Regions from separate parts of the Homo sapiens genome. Here region 2 is linked to region 1. A link is a contact called in ENCODE Hi-C or POLR2A ChIA-PET data. All regions are on one chromosome and are shown on one strand. The core of a region is the stretch at or near the end of the contact, and the rest is flanking DNA. Distances in the headings are between cores, read along the strand shown.

Region 1 (6,830 bases), core at 3,318-5,817:
TCCAATACAGACAGACATGTTAGGCTTCTTTGGTATATTAGAATTATACAGGCAGCATTATCAAATGTGAGGTGGTATTTAACTTCCTTTGGGTTATATTTGTATAGATGTGCTATTAATATGTGTTGCAGGACTATATGAGATTCCTAAAATTCTGATATGTCTTAATATATGGTGTCAGTAATGATGATTATTATGTTAAATTGTTGTATGCCAACAGAAAAAAAAATTTCCTTGTCAACTGTGTCTTTATGGCTCTCCTAAGACTTTTGTCATTGCAATTGTTGTTTTGCATTGATTCTTTTCAAAAAGTGACTTATAATCAGATATAGTCCAGAGCTTGTTTATTTAGGGGACTTCATGAAAAGGAGTCTTGAATGCAGATTTCTGATAACTTTGGAGACTGTGCCACTGGAATACAGAAAACTTCTAGGACTCTTAATTAGAGTCCCTCTTAATTAAAAGGCTGACATGTTTATAAAGATTACTAACCCAATATGAAACACAGCAGGAGTTGATTGCATGGACTGAACTAATGTGGGACTGAAATAATTTTTTATGGTTTTGTTTGAAAAAGTCTGGAGAATTTTTGTTTTTTGGAATCTGGAGAATTTTTTCTTTTAAGCTCTTCATAACCTTTAAGAATACAGTATATTAAGTAGAGTATACCCTTTTAAACAGAATTTGAGGCATTTTCTCTCTCCCTAATTTCTCCAGAATTTATAAACTATTTGTGAATATTCTTAGTTCATGGCAATGTGTTTTCTTGCATACATTTAATAAAAATCTGTTTTCTTTTATAAGGGGACACAGTTGGAGGAACAAGTTATTTTCCCAGGGCTTTGACTGAAATGGCCTTGTGAGAGGTTCCAGCAAAGCCAATTAGGAGAGCCCATATGGACAATAATTTTTGCTGCACTTTGTGTGGGTAAATAAGCCAAGTATATGTAACTGAGGCTTATTTTGCAGGTAGGCCCATCCAGCTGTGATATGTCTTTGGTGGAAGCGGGGAACAGTAATGATACAGATTGTGTCTCAGAAGAAAACTATAGTATTAGATTAACTTTTGATTCCTGGATGGCCACGTGGTCACCCATAGTATGGAACTGCCCACCACGCCATTCCTCAGCATGAAGCTGCCAGAAAGATTGAGGATCAGATTCCCCATGATCCAGGAATTGATAAATAGAAAGAGGGGGACTGAAACCAACACAATAGTCCCATATACAATTCTTTCGAATAAACATGGAAATTGACCCTCCTGATCTTAAAGCTGAAACTTATATTTGTTTTATCTGAGTTCCTTCCCCAGGAAAAGGACCCCCAGGCCTCTCAAAAGGTATAAAAGAACTGAAACTCATCAGACCATCACATCCAGACAATGAGACACCAGGCCCCTCATTTATCATGATTGCTTCCTTACCCCTCCAGAGTCCATTTTCCAACACCTAGTTATATTTCTTTCCTTCTATCCATACCCCTAATTTCAACGGGTCAGGGAGATGGATTTGAGACTGATCTCCTACCTCCTTTGCTGCAGCTCCCAATTAAAGCCTTGGCAAAACTTGTTGTCTCAGTGATTGGCTTTATGTGCAGCCAGCAAAAGAACCTAGGCTGAATCCCTGGTGTTTCAGTAACAATTGCACCCACTCTCATTGTTTCAGCAAGGATCTCCACATTAATGTCTCCCCAACTGTGGACCCTTTTCCTGAACTCCACACCTGTGCAGCCAACAATCTGATGAACATCTCTTCATGGATGTATCCAAGGCATACAAACCCAGCATACCTAAATCCGAATTTTTCTCCTCCTCCTGCAAACCTGTCCCTCTTCCCACATTTCCTATCTCAGAAACTACCATTTATTCACCCAAGGACCAAAGCCAGAGACCTGGAAGTCATTTCCACCCTGTCCTCACCCTTACCTCCTCACCACAACTCCCCAAGAGACCTATTGATTATACTTTCCAAATGTGTCTTGAATCCATCCATTTCTCCCCATTCCTCCGGATTCCTATTTTCCTAACTGGTATCCTTGCTTCCAGTTTTTCCACTCTGCTGTCCTGGCATCATTGCATCTGCCATTCTCTCTCTCCCTGTCTTGTACCTATTCAAGCCATTCCTCAAACTGAAGTCAAAGTCGTTTTTCTACAATGCAAATTCTATTTTGGTCCCCTCTCCTTATCACATTTCAGTGGATAAAGTCCAAAACTGTTCATATCCCACTTCTGCTTGCCTGTCAAGTTTCATCTCTCTGAACTCCTGCCTCTCTCTCCACAATGCCACCATACTAATATTTTCTGGATACCTGGAACACTCTAGTTTCTCTTTCACCTTGGACCTTTGCACATAAGGAGCCCTCTAACTGCAATTTATTGTCTCCTTCCAGCTAATTTTTCCTCTTTCTTTAGACCTCAGTTCAAATGCCAAATATCTGGGAAGCTTTGGCTGTGCCCTTTGGACTCTAGTAGACATCCCAGCTTTTTTCCATCAAAGCACTGCTGCACTTTATTATTTACTATTTTGTTACCTGCATTCACATAGACACACTAATCACTATTAGGGCAGGGACAGTTTCTACTGTGCTCATCATTGCTTCCTCAACTTTCAATGACACTATTAGGTAATAGGTGCTGAGTAAATTACCTCCAATGCTAACATAATACTGACACGAGTTGCTTATTTTATTCCATCAAAGTGTATCAAATCAATATATGAGTGCATGAAAAAATGGAATTCACACCAGTTGTTAGTGTTTCTTCCAAGTACTTCTTCAGGTGCCAAGCTACACTGGTCACTAGAATGCCATTCCACAACCTTTCTTTTAGTTTTGTAGAGCAATTAGCATTCAAGTTAGTTGCCGGTCTTAACGCCATTTCCAAAAACTGCAATAACATCAGGAAAGACTGGCACTTGGAGACTTTTAGGATTCCCAGGCCCCCTCTCATCGACTTTTTTTTGTTTTTCGGTTTTTTTTTTTTTTTTTTTTTTTTTTTTGGAGACAAGAGTCTCACGATGTCACCCAGGCTGAGTGCAGTGGTGCGATCTCACCATAACCTCTGCCTCCCTGGTTCAAGCGATTTTCATTCCTCAGCCTCCTGAGTAGCTGGGACTACAGGAGTGCACCACTACGCCTGGCTAATTTTGTATTTTTCGGTAGAGACGGGGTTTCACCATATTGGCCAAGCTGGTCTCGAACTCCTGACCTTGTGATCCACCCGCCTAGGCCTCCCAAAGTGCTGGCTGCAGGGAGCCGAAGGCCCTTGGGATGTGACCAACTCAGCATTCCGCTGGAGGCTATATGATCAAACAGCAAACTGTTTATCATGAATGCAGCACCTGGGCAAACTCACACTGCCTTGCCACCAAATGGTTTGCTGAGCGCCTCACTCCCTGGCGCCAGGCTCCTTGAAATTATTTATTGAGAAATCTAGCACCTATTGTTCAAAGAATGCAGTCTTGCAAGCCTGCTGTGAATCAAGCAGCCAGCCAACAAGCACCTCCCCTTCTCGCTATCTCTTTTGCCTAATAAGAAGGGCTGTGTAAAGCTCAGGGCCCTTGTCCACTAGAGGCAAGGTGCCCCCTGACCCCTTCTTCCAGATATACTCTTTTGTCTCTTGTCTTTTATTCCCGCGTTCGCCCCTCTTTGTTCAGTCCCCTAGGTCCGTGCGGGTTACATAGTGGCACCCCGAACAGCAACAGCATCGGGTGCTCTACAGCTGGGATTACAGCGTGAGGGACCACGCCCGGCCTCATCGATATCTTTTAAGTACCACCTCCTTTCACCTCTTTCCCAGAAGCCTCTGCTCATCTCCAGCACAAAGTAATTCGATACAAATTTACAAAATGGTCATTACCCAGGATCACCTGTCTCCGAAGTTAGATGGAAACACCTGTATTAAAGCCTAAAGCTATTCGGTCTGGAAAAGTCCGGCTCCTCTCCAGCTTCCACTTCTTTAGGCGTGCAAATAAGATTCGGCAGAGTAAGCATCAACTTCCTTTAAGCTCAGACCGCACTTTGTGCTCAGTACTGTAATTATCTGCCCTTTGTGTCCCATCCCTTGGACTGTAATGTATACTAAGGAAGAGCCCTTATCTTATTTCTCAATCTCTGTCAGTACCCAGCCAAGCACACAGTAGACTTTAATATTAGTGAAAATAAATGAAACAAAATTTCTTCCCCAGCTTTGAACCTAAATAGATGAGCACCCTTAAGCAAGTCACTTCACCTCGCTGGAACTCAGTTTCCCCACCTAGGCCTCCGAGGGCTCCTCAAACTCTGGCAACCTCTAGCCTAAAATGCTGCGGAGATCTTACCACAAACCTGGGGAGTCTGGCAGGCTCTCTGCATTGATTAAAAGAAGGGAACGAAGCAAGAGAAAAACAAGTCCTCAATTGTTTTCCGCCGAGAAGGCGCCGCTGGAGACACTCACCCTCCCTAAACCAGGGGGCCATGTAGCTCAGGATGTAGGTAGGGTCCAGGGTCTTCCGGATATAATCCTGGAAGGCTTGCAGGCTGCGTCGCTGCTCGGTGGTCATGCCGGCCTCTGCTTGCAGCTAGCTACGTTCCCCGCAGGCTGTGCCTCACTAGCTTTAAAGCCGGGTAGGAGGAGGGCGTGGCGAGCGGGGAAAGCAGGGATTTTCCGAGGAAATGAGGCCGGACGCGAGGCGGAGCTGCATAGGAACTTTAATAACTAAAGGGAAAATCGAAAGTGCAACTAGCGGCGGGCGGGGTTCGCGGAGGCTGTTTTGCCTCGGGCTAGTTTCGTTTCCCTCCGCACCGAGGAAGCCCGGGAACGGAGAGGACCCCTAGGAATTGCTTTTATTTTTATGATCTTATATTTTGTTTTGCTTTTATAGCGCTAACGTTTAGACACAGTAAAATGCACACAATCTGAGTGTGCAATTCGATGAGTTTTGTAAAGTGTACACCTGTGTACCCAGTTCTCCCACGTCGGCTGGGTGCCAGGGTAAGTCTATGTTTAGCTTTATAGGAAACCGCCACCTGTTGTCCAAAATGACTGATTACATCCAGTTTACATTCCCACCCGCAGTAGGAGAGCTCCAGTAGATAGACACATTGGTCAGCCTTTCTTTTTTTTTTTTAATTTTAACTTCCATCTTGGTCGGTGTGAAATGGTATATTATTGTGGTTTTAATTTTAATTTCCCATATAATTAATGGTGGGCACATTTGCATGTGCTTACTGGGTCATTCATATATCTTTTGTGAAGCATCTGCTCCAATCTTTTGCCTGACTTTGGAGTTTTTTGGTTTATGGATTTACAGGAGTTATTTATTCAGGATACAAAATTGTTAAATATATGTATTCGAAATATCTTCTTCCAGTCTGTGGCTTACCATTTCATTTTCTTAAAGGTGTCTTTTGAGGAGCAGACACTTATATTGATGCAATTTTCAGGTTTTTCTTCTGTTTGTTGTTTTTTGTGTCCTCTTTAATAAATCTTTGCCTACCCCAAGGTCATGAAAATATTGTTTCCTTTTAGATTTATATTTTTAGCCTTTACTTCTGGGTCTATTACTATCTCAAAATAATTTTGTTGTGGCGTGAGATGGGGGGTCCAGGTTCACTTTTTCCATATTTCTAATTGTTTCAGCACCGTTTGTTGAAAACTTTTCCTTTTGGCATTGGATAGCCTTGGGACCTTTGTAAAAAAACCAAGTCCATTGAATGTATATGTGTCTATTTCTGACTCTTGTTATATTCTACTTCCTACTACTTTGACAATACCATTGTCTCTAGGTTACTTTAGATTTCAACTAAGTCTCAAAATCAAGTACTACTAAGTTCTCCAAATTTGTTTTTCACTGTGAAGATATTAGCTATTTGAGATTCTTTGCATTCCTTTTTTTTTTTTTTTTTTAATTTCTTTTTTGAGACAAGGTCTCACTCTGTCTCCCAGGCTGGAGTGCAGTGGTGCAAACAGGGGTCACTGCAACCTTGAATCCCTGTGCATTTCCATATGAAATAAGAATCAACTTGTCAATTACCCCTTCCTTCCCCCAAAAAAAGTTTATGGGGATTTTGATCAAGATTGCATTGAACCTACAGATAAACTTGGGGAGAAGTGACATCTTAACAATATTGAGTCTTCTAATCCATAAGCATGGTATGCCTTTTCATTTACTTAGGTCTATAATTTCTCTCAGCAGTATTTTAGTTTTGTTTCATTTTATTTTACAGACGGAGTCTCACTATGTTGCCCAAGCTGGAGTGCAGTGGCTATTCACAGGCACAATTATAGTGTGCTACAGCCTTGAACTCTTGGGCTCAAGGGATCCACCTGGACTCAAGCAATCCTCCTACCTCAGCCATCCAGAGTAGCTGGGACTACAGGCACGGGCCATCACACCTGGCTATTCTGAACTATTTTATGTTATTTGATGCTACTGTCAATGGAATTGTTTTTAAGATTTCATTTTCAAATTGTCTGTTGCTACGGTATAGAAATACAAATGATTGGCTGGGTGTGGTGGCTCACACCTGTAATCCCAGCACTTTGGGAGGCTGAGGTGGGTGGATCACCTGAGGTCAGGAGTTCGAGACCAGCCTGGCCAACATGGTGAAACCTCATCTCTACTAAAAATACAAAAAATAGCCGGGCGTGGTGGTGGGCGCCTGTAATCCCATCTACTCGGGAGGCTGAGGCAGGAGAATCGCTTGAACCCAGGAAGCGGAGGGTGTGGTGAGCCGAGATTGCACCACTGCACTCCAGCCTGGGCGACAGAGTGAGACTCCATCTCACACACACACACAAAAAAAGAAATACAAGTGATTTTTGTTTTTTGACCTTAAAACATGCAACATTG
Region 2 (6,424 bases), core at 1,796-4,295, 78 kb after region 1:
TGGATGCAGAACTCAGCACCTCTCCTAGTCCTGCTGCTCTCCACCAAATCCAGCCACAGAAAAGCTTCAGTGAGCAATGTTAATTTCCCTGAAGACTCTGTGGGTCCTGGAGGAGAAGGAGGGGACAGGAAGGGTAGCTATATCATACAACCTGAAGAAAACAAGGTAAAAACTGACATTCTATATTTGTACCTCCACAAATCCCTTCCTGGTTTATCCTCTCTAGGGATTTTTATCCCTGAATCCTCCCAGATTTCACTGCTTAATTCTCTCCCCTAGATTCTTGATCATCCTACCCCCAACTCCTGCCTTCATTTTCATTTTTTTTCCTTCCCTTTCTTACGCAAGCAATTTAGCCACTTCCCTCAATTCATAAACTTACAGACCCCAGGACATCATGATGCTCTGCAAAACAAGATACTCTACAGTAACAAAATTCACCCTCCTAAAGAAGCAGTTGGGGTAACAAACAATAATTTGTTGATGTTTTGTATAACAATCTGAAAAAGTAAAATGATATTAGCCGTGCCACCTCAAGGAGCACCTAGTTTGTGCCAGGTGCTTTATACATATACAGGTACAGCAAATTTAGGATTATTGATATCATTCATAAAGAAGAAAAGTCAGCTCAGAGAGATTAAATGTATAACCTGCCTAAAAACACAAACTCAAGGAGGTGGCCCAGGATCAAAGCCTAGTTTTAACACTAAAGCCCATGACCTTTCCTATGCTGCTATATATTTTCAAGAACAGTTTGCTGGCAAATAATTATTTAGCTTTAAGCCATAAATTACTCAACCTAAAGATCTACAGTGTTGTAAGAATGCAAAGTGAGCCTGAATTGAACAAAACAAAACAAAAAACAATATGTAGGGCTATGAACAAGGGATGGGAGTGGAGGAGAGACTATGATTTTTGTGTACTTCGAATGTATCAGGTTCTGTGGTCCAGTATTTACATACTTTTTCTCTTTTACTCCTTCCAACAACCCTGTGAAGCAGAGATTGTTATGTTCATGTTAACCGTCTCTCTCTCCGTCTCTCCTCTGTGGCTCATTTGCAAGGTTGACATGACATCTATTTTAATTTTGCTCAAGCTAAACTTATGCAGTGCTATGATATAAACTTCAGTTTCTCTGATCTACTGTAGTTCTTCTTGACCCTCTTCCTGGAAACTATTTATCACCCCTATGGAGAAAAACTTGAGGGCTGGCTGTTATTTTCTACTTACTTTTCTCTAGCCAGAAAATTTGTGAGAAGGAGGAAAGGTCATCAGGAGCTGCCTACAGTTGTTGCTAGCCTGGCTGGATTCTCTCTTGCAAGCCCCAGCAAATGTCCCTTACCAGGGCCAGTCTTCCCAGCATGGGACATTTTCTAACCCAAGGGCTTTGGTTGATCCCCCCATTCAGCAAGCACCCTGGAGAATGCCCGGCCCTGCCTACTCCTCTGCCTTAGCAAGGGTCTGCAGTGGCACGAAGAGTGGCTCCTACGCGTCAGTTTCCCCACCTCCTCGTGCCTCAATCCACTTCTTCCTCACATCAAGGCGAATTCAGAAAAAGTATCAGAATTTTGTTGACTCACCTTTCCTCATTTCTCTTTCTGAAAAGCAAGTGTCATTACAAGGTTGAAAGCCGTACAGTTGAAAGTAAAACTGTATTACATGAAGTTTTGCCCTTTTTTCAATCTTGATCACTGATGAGAAATTTTTGGCCCTTTAAAATGCAGTCATTTTATTCATTTTGTTAGGTACTGGGGGAAAATGCTCTCTGATCTGACTTCCTTTACCTCAAACTTTCAGAACAACTTTCAAGCAGGTGGGCCACACTCAGAAAAACCAAAGCCTGAAATTCAGTGTCAGGGTAAAAATAACATTAAGGATGGGGTGAAAAACAGTGAGCCTTATTTCACATTGACTTTAGAGGCTGAATTACAGCTAGATAGGAGGAATAAGTTCTAGTGTTGAGATGGCTTCTAATTTTATATTTACTTAAATCACATACTTATGTTTCCAAGAGCTTAAAAAAAAAAGGACAAGACACTTTGAAGTTTGTATCATTTCCAATACTAAAAATTCACTAAAGGTGAATCGTTGCAGGTTAAAAATCTCATATGCTAGGCCGGGCGCGGTGGCTCACGCCTGTAATCCCAGCACTTTGGAAGGCCGAGGCGGGCGGATCACGAGGCCAGGAGATTGAGACCATCCTGGGTAACACAGTGAAACGCCATCTCTACTAAAAATACAAAAAATTAGCCAGGCAAGGTGGCGGGCGCCTGTAGTCCCAGCTACTCGGGAGCCTGAGGCAGGAGAATGGCGTGAACCCCGGGGGGCGGAGCCTGCAGTGAGCCGAGATCGCGCCACGCACTCCAGCCTGGGCGACAGCGAGACTCTGTCTCAAAAAAAAAAAAAAAAAAAAAAAAAAAACTCATATGATAATAGACTTCAAAAACAACAACAAAAAAACCCAAAGCATCCTTATAATGACACAAAATATTAGAGTGGCATTAAAATGTGTCCCAAATATATAATATCATTTTCAAAAGATGTCGCCGTCTAAAAGCAACTGAGCTGAACATCTCTGACTTCACCATACTTTGCATTTATTTATCTTACAAAGTGAAACTAATTCTTTCATTACTTTTAGAGATTAATTCTGTGTGCTGACTTCAACAAGACGATGTTTTGCATTTGTGCTCAGCCACATTTTAAGCAACACCCTGAGAGAGTCAGTACTGTGTGCAGGGATTCAGCTGCACAGTTCACATCGAGATCAGCAAAAGGGTGGATAAATCCCTAGGTGCGGCTTTAATTTTGTTGCCAGGAAAAAAAAAAAACAAAAAACCCAACCAGTGTTCAGAGGCCATCAGGCTTAGCTTCTGCTCTGTGCCTCTGCGAAGTGCAATGCACAGGAAACAACACATCCTGGAGCCCCGACCCACTCTGAATTACAGCTGCCTGCCAGGCCCAGGAGGCTTGGTCCTAGGAGTCCAGCAACCAGGCTGTGCAGTGCGGCTGGGTCGAAAATTCCTGAGGGCTGATTATCTTCTTCTCAGCAGTTGGCAGGTGTGCGTCACCATCAGCTTAACTCTCCCTGTGTTCCCTGGATGACTCACAATGATCGCTTCCCATGTCACCTTAACCTAGTGAGCAAATTAGGAAGAGTTGTTTATTCATTTTAAACTATGATAATCCCTTCTAGTCACAATAGCTAAAGTGGTCATATGGCCACTGGCCATCACTATTGATCTTCTGGTATGTGTTGGGTATAGTTATGGAGGCAGAGTAGCAGTGGCCAAACACCTGTGTTCCGGGTTCAGGAACTGAAACCCTGGCTCCACCACTAACTATCTGCATGGCAGGGCAAGGTCCTTAACTTCATTAAACCTCCGGTTCCTTATTCGTAAAATGAAGACAATAATGGCACCCATTGGGAGGACTTAAAAAGCTAATACTGTGTATAGGAAAATTCTTAGCCCCATGTTAACATTCTCACTGATGCAGCTGCTGAAGATGATTAACATCTATTTTATTTAAGAAAGTTGATACCAAAGGTTTACATTTATATATTTTCCTAATTTAAAAAAATATTTTATATGACACATAATGATTTGTACATATTTATGGGGTGCATAGTGATGTTTCAACACATATGATGTATAGTGATAAGGTCAAGGTAATTAGCATAGCCATCATGTCAAACATTTATCATTTCTTTGTGTTGGGAACATTCTATATCCTCCTGCTAGCTATTTGAAACTATAGAGTATATTATTGTTAACTATCATCATCCTGTAGCGCTATATAACACTAGAACTCATTCCTTCTATCTAGCTGTAATTTTGTATTCTTCTACAAATCTATCCCTATGTCTCCCTTCCCTCTCCTTCCCAGCCTGTAGTACTGAGTTGCTTTACCAGTGATTAGGAATATAATGAAGTACTTCTGAAACCAGATGCTTTTTATTTTCAAGCTTTAAGCATTTATTTTCAATTGTACAAAACCATCTTGTTTCATGGATGAAGACAGAGAAATATAAGGCTTGCCTGAGATCACAAAGCTGACTAGAGGTAAAAATGCTACTAAAATTCTAGTGTCCTGATTTTCTTCCCAGGCTTTTTTGTCTCCATTGCCCTGCTTTTCCTTGTATGATCATATTCATCAGCGGAGACTCTCATATTCTAGCCATGTTCCTACAGAGCCATTCTAGATGTTAGTAATTTCACTTTTTGGCTGTTATAACAGAGAGCCTCAAAATAACACTGGGGCTAGCCTCAGTGGCTCATGCCTGTAATCCCAGCCCTTTGAGAGGCCTAGGTGGGTGGATCACTTGAGGTCAGGAGTTCCAGACCAGCCTGGCCAAGATAGCAAAACCCCGTCTCTACTAAAAATACAAAAAACTAGCTAGGCGAGATGGTGGGCAGGAGAATTGCTCAAACCCGGGAGGCGGAGGTTGCGGTGAGCTGAGATTGCAGCCACTGCACTCCAGCCTGGGCAACAGAGCAAAACTCTATCTCAAATAAATACAAAATAAATAAAAAATAACACTGGATTAAACAAGATACTTATCTCTCATGTTAAAATCCAGGTAAGCAATCCAGGGCTGGAATGGAGGCCCTGCAATCACCAGTTGCCCAAGCCTCCTGTGTCTTAATGCCCTGCCAATCTCAGCACCTAGTATCTGTTTTTGGTCTAAGGATGGCTACCCTCACTTCCACCTTCCCATCAGTGAGGATGTGGAAAGAGGTAAAAGCCTGGCTCCATTTAAGAGAACATGACATTTTTGCTCACATCCCATTCTTCTGAACTTAATCACATAGCTACATCTAGCTGCAAGGGAGGCTGGAAAATGGGACTCTTTGACTGCCCCCTGTGTAAGAAGGGGAGACTGGATACTGGAGTATAATTAATAGTTGTTGACACATGGACACCCTAAGCTTTAAGTAGTATGATATTTTTACAAAAATACTAGAGTTTTTAGAGTTTAATACAACAGCTAGAAGGTGTACATAGGTCCTAAGCATCAATGAAGGATCATTAATCCATTTCTCAGAATGTGATTCCAGACAGCAGCTTCCATCTGAGGGTCTACAAAGGTGGCATGGGGTTCTGCACATTATTACAAATATTTACCAAGCCAATGTATAAAAAGACAGGCAATAACAAATATTGACAAGGATGTAAAGAAACTGTAGCTCTTGTATTCTGCTGGCGGGAAAATGGTGCAGCCACTTTGTAAAACATTTTTCAGTTTCTTAAAATACTAAATAGAGTCACCATATGACCCAACAATTCAGCCATTATTATCTACCCAAGATAAATGAAAATCTACATTCACATGAAGATTTGTATATGAATATTCCTGAGAACATTAGCCATAATATCCAAAAAATGGAAATAACCCAAATGTTTTAACTGGTGAATGGATAAGAAAAATGTGGTATATCCATACAACAGAACACTATTCCAGTCATAAAAAGGAACAAAGTATTGACACATGCTTCAACATGAATGCATGTCAAATACATTAAGTGAAAGAAGACATAAACAAAAGACCATGGTTCCATTCATATGAATATAAATATATGAAATATCCATCACAGACACATCAATAGAAACAGAAAGCAGATCAGTGGTTTTGTGTGGCGGGGGTTGGGGGTGGTGCTGAAGGTGGAAATAGGAAGTGACTGCAAATGGGAATGAGGTTATTTTGGGGGTGAAGGAAATGTTCTAAAATTCCATTGCAGTAATGATTGCAAAACTCTTTAAACTTACTAAGAATTATTAAATTATACACTTTTATTTTTAGAGATGAGGTCTTGCTACATTGTTCAGGCTGCTCTCGAACTCCTGGCCTGAAGTGATTCTCCTGCCTTGGCCTCCCAAAGCTCTGGGATTACAGGCATAAGCCACCATACCCGGCCTGTTTTTAATTTTCTTTGCAGCCTTAGGAAATCTAGAATTCAAGGACACACCATGATTAGTTGCTGGGGATATTAAGTGGTTAAAAAAGCTGTGGCCTGCGCAGTGCTCAGGGATGGGAACAGGTGAACCAGGAGAGTGGCAACAAGCAATGGTAAGAGAAAACCCAGAGCAGAGTAATCACGCTGGACCCTTGCTGGGAGAACTAACCTTAAGGGGTGTGGAGGAGAGGACTCAAGTAGATAACAAAAACAGCACTCAGAGATATTCCCCAGTTCCCTGTGGTCCAGCTCAATCTTCTACAGTTTTCATGAGACTATACCACGCTGTGAGAATTGATATTCCTAATCATTCATTAATTCTTCACATATGCATCCACAAAGATTTCTTGAACCTCCTATTGCCAGGAGTAAGGATGTTCCTAAGAGCCCAAACCTGGTTTCTCGTTCTACCTCAGCTGCTTGTTCGAGTACAGGTCTCATCTCAGTATAAGTTTCTTCTTTCTTTT

What was found. Hi-C counts contacts between places; a loop is a spot of excess contacts on that map. ChIA-PET counts read pairs that join two places held with the same protein, here RNA polymerase II (POLR2A). Pooled maps may share reads with other maps.
Region 2: a loop to region 1 is called in a pooled map, with 6 times the contacts of the local background. The contact joins the enhancer-like site here to the promoter of RIGI in region 1. A Hi-C loop is called at or near these places in 3 of 50 pooled maps. POLR2A ChIA-PET finds 5 or more read pairs at or near these places in 2 of 52 experiments (BJ and MCF 10A).

Annotation. Positions count from the first base shown.
Region 1 is chr9:32,521,629-32,528,458 of GRCh38, forward strand. RIGI (RNA sensor RIG-I) reads right to left here and starts at 4,568. Exons shown (of 18, transcript NM_014314.4): 1 at 4,433-4,568. The coding sequence starts at 4,538. RefSeq lists an enhancer at 4,469-4,718.
Region 2 is chr9:32,601,331-32,607,754 of GRCh38, forward strand. LOC105376015 (a long non-coding RNA gene) reads right to left here. Exons shown (of 2, transcript XR_929553.1): 2 at 2,577-3,137. Among named protein-coding and RNA genes, the nearest start is that of TAF1L, 31 kb to the right of the region's middle. Within about 2 kb of position 3,046, at least 3 of the 41 ENCODE cell types and tissues checked have a DNase peak (open chromatin) inside an H3K27ac peak, as active enhancers do.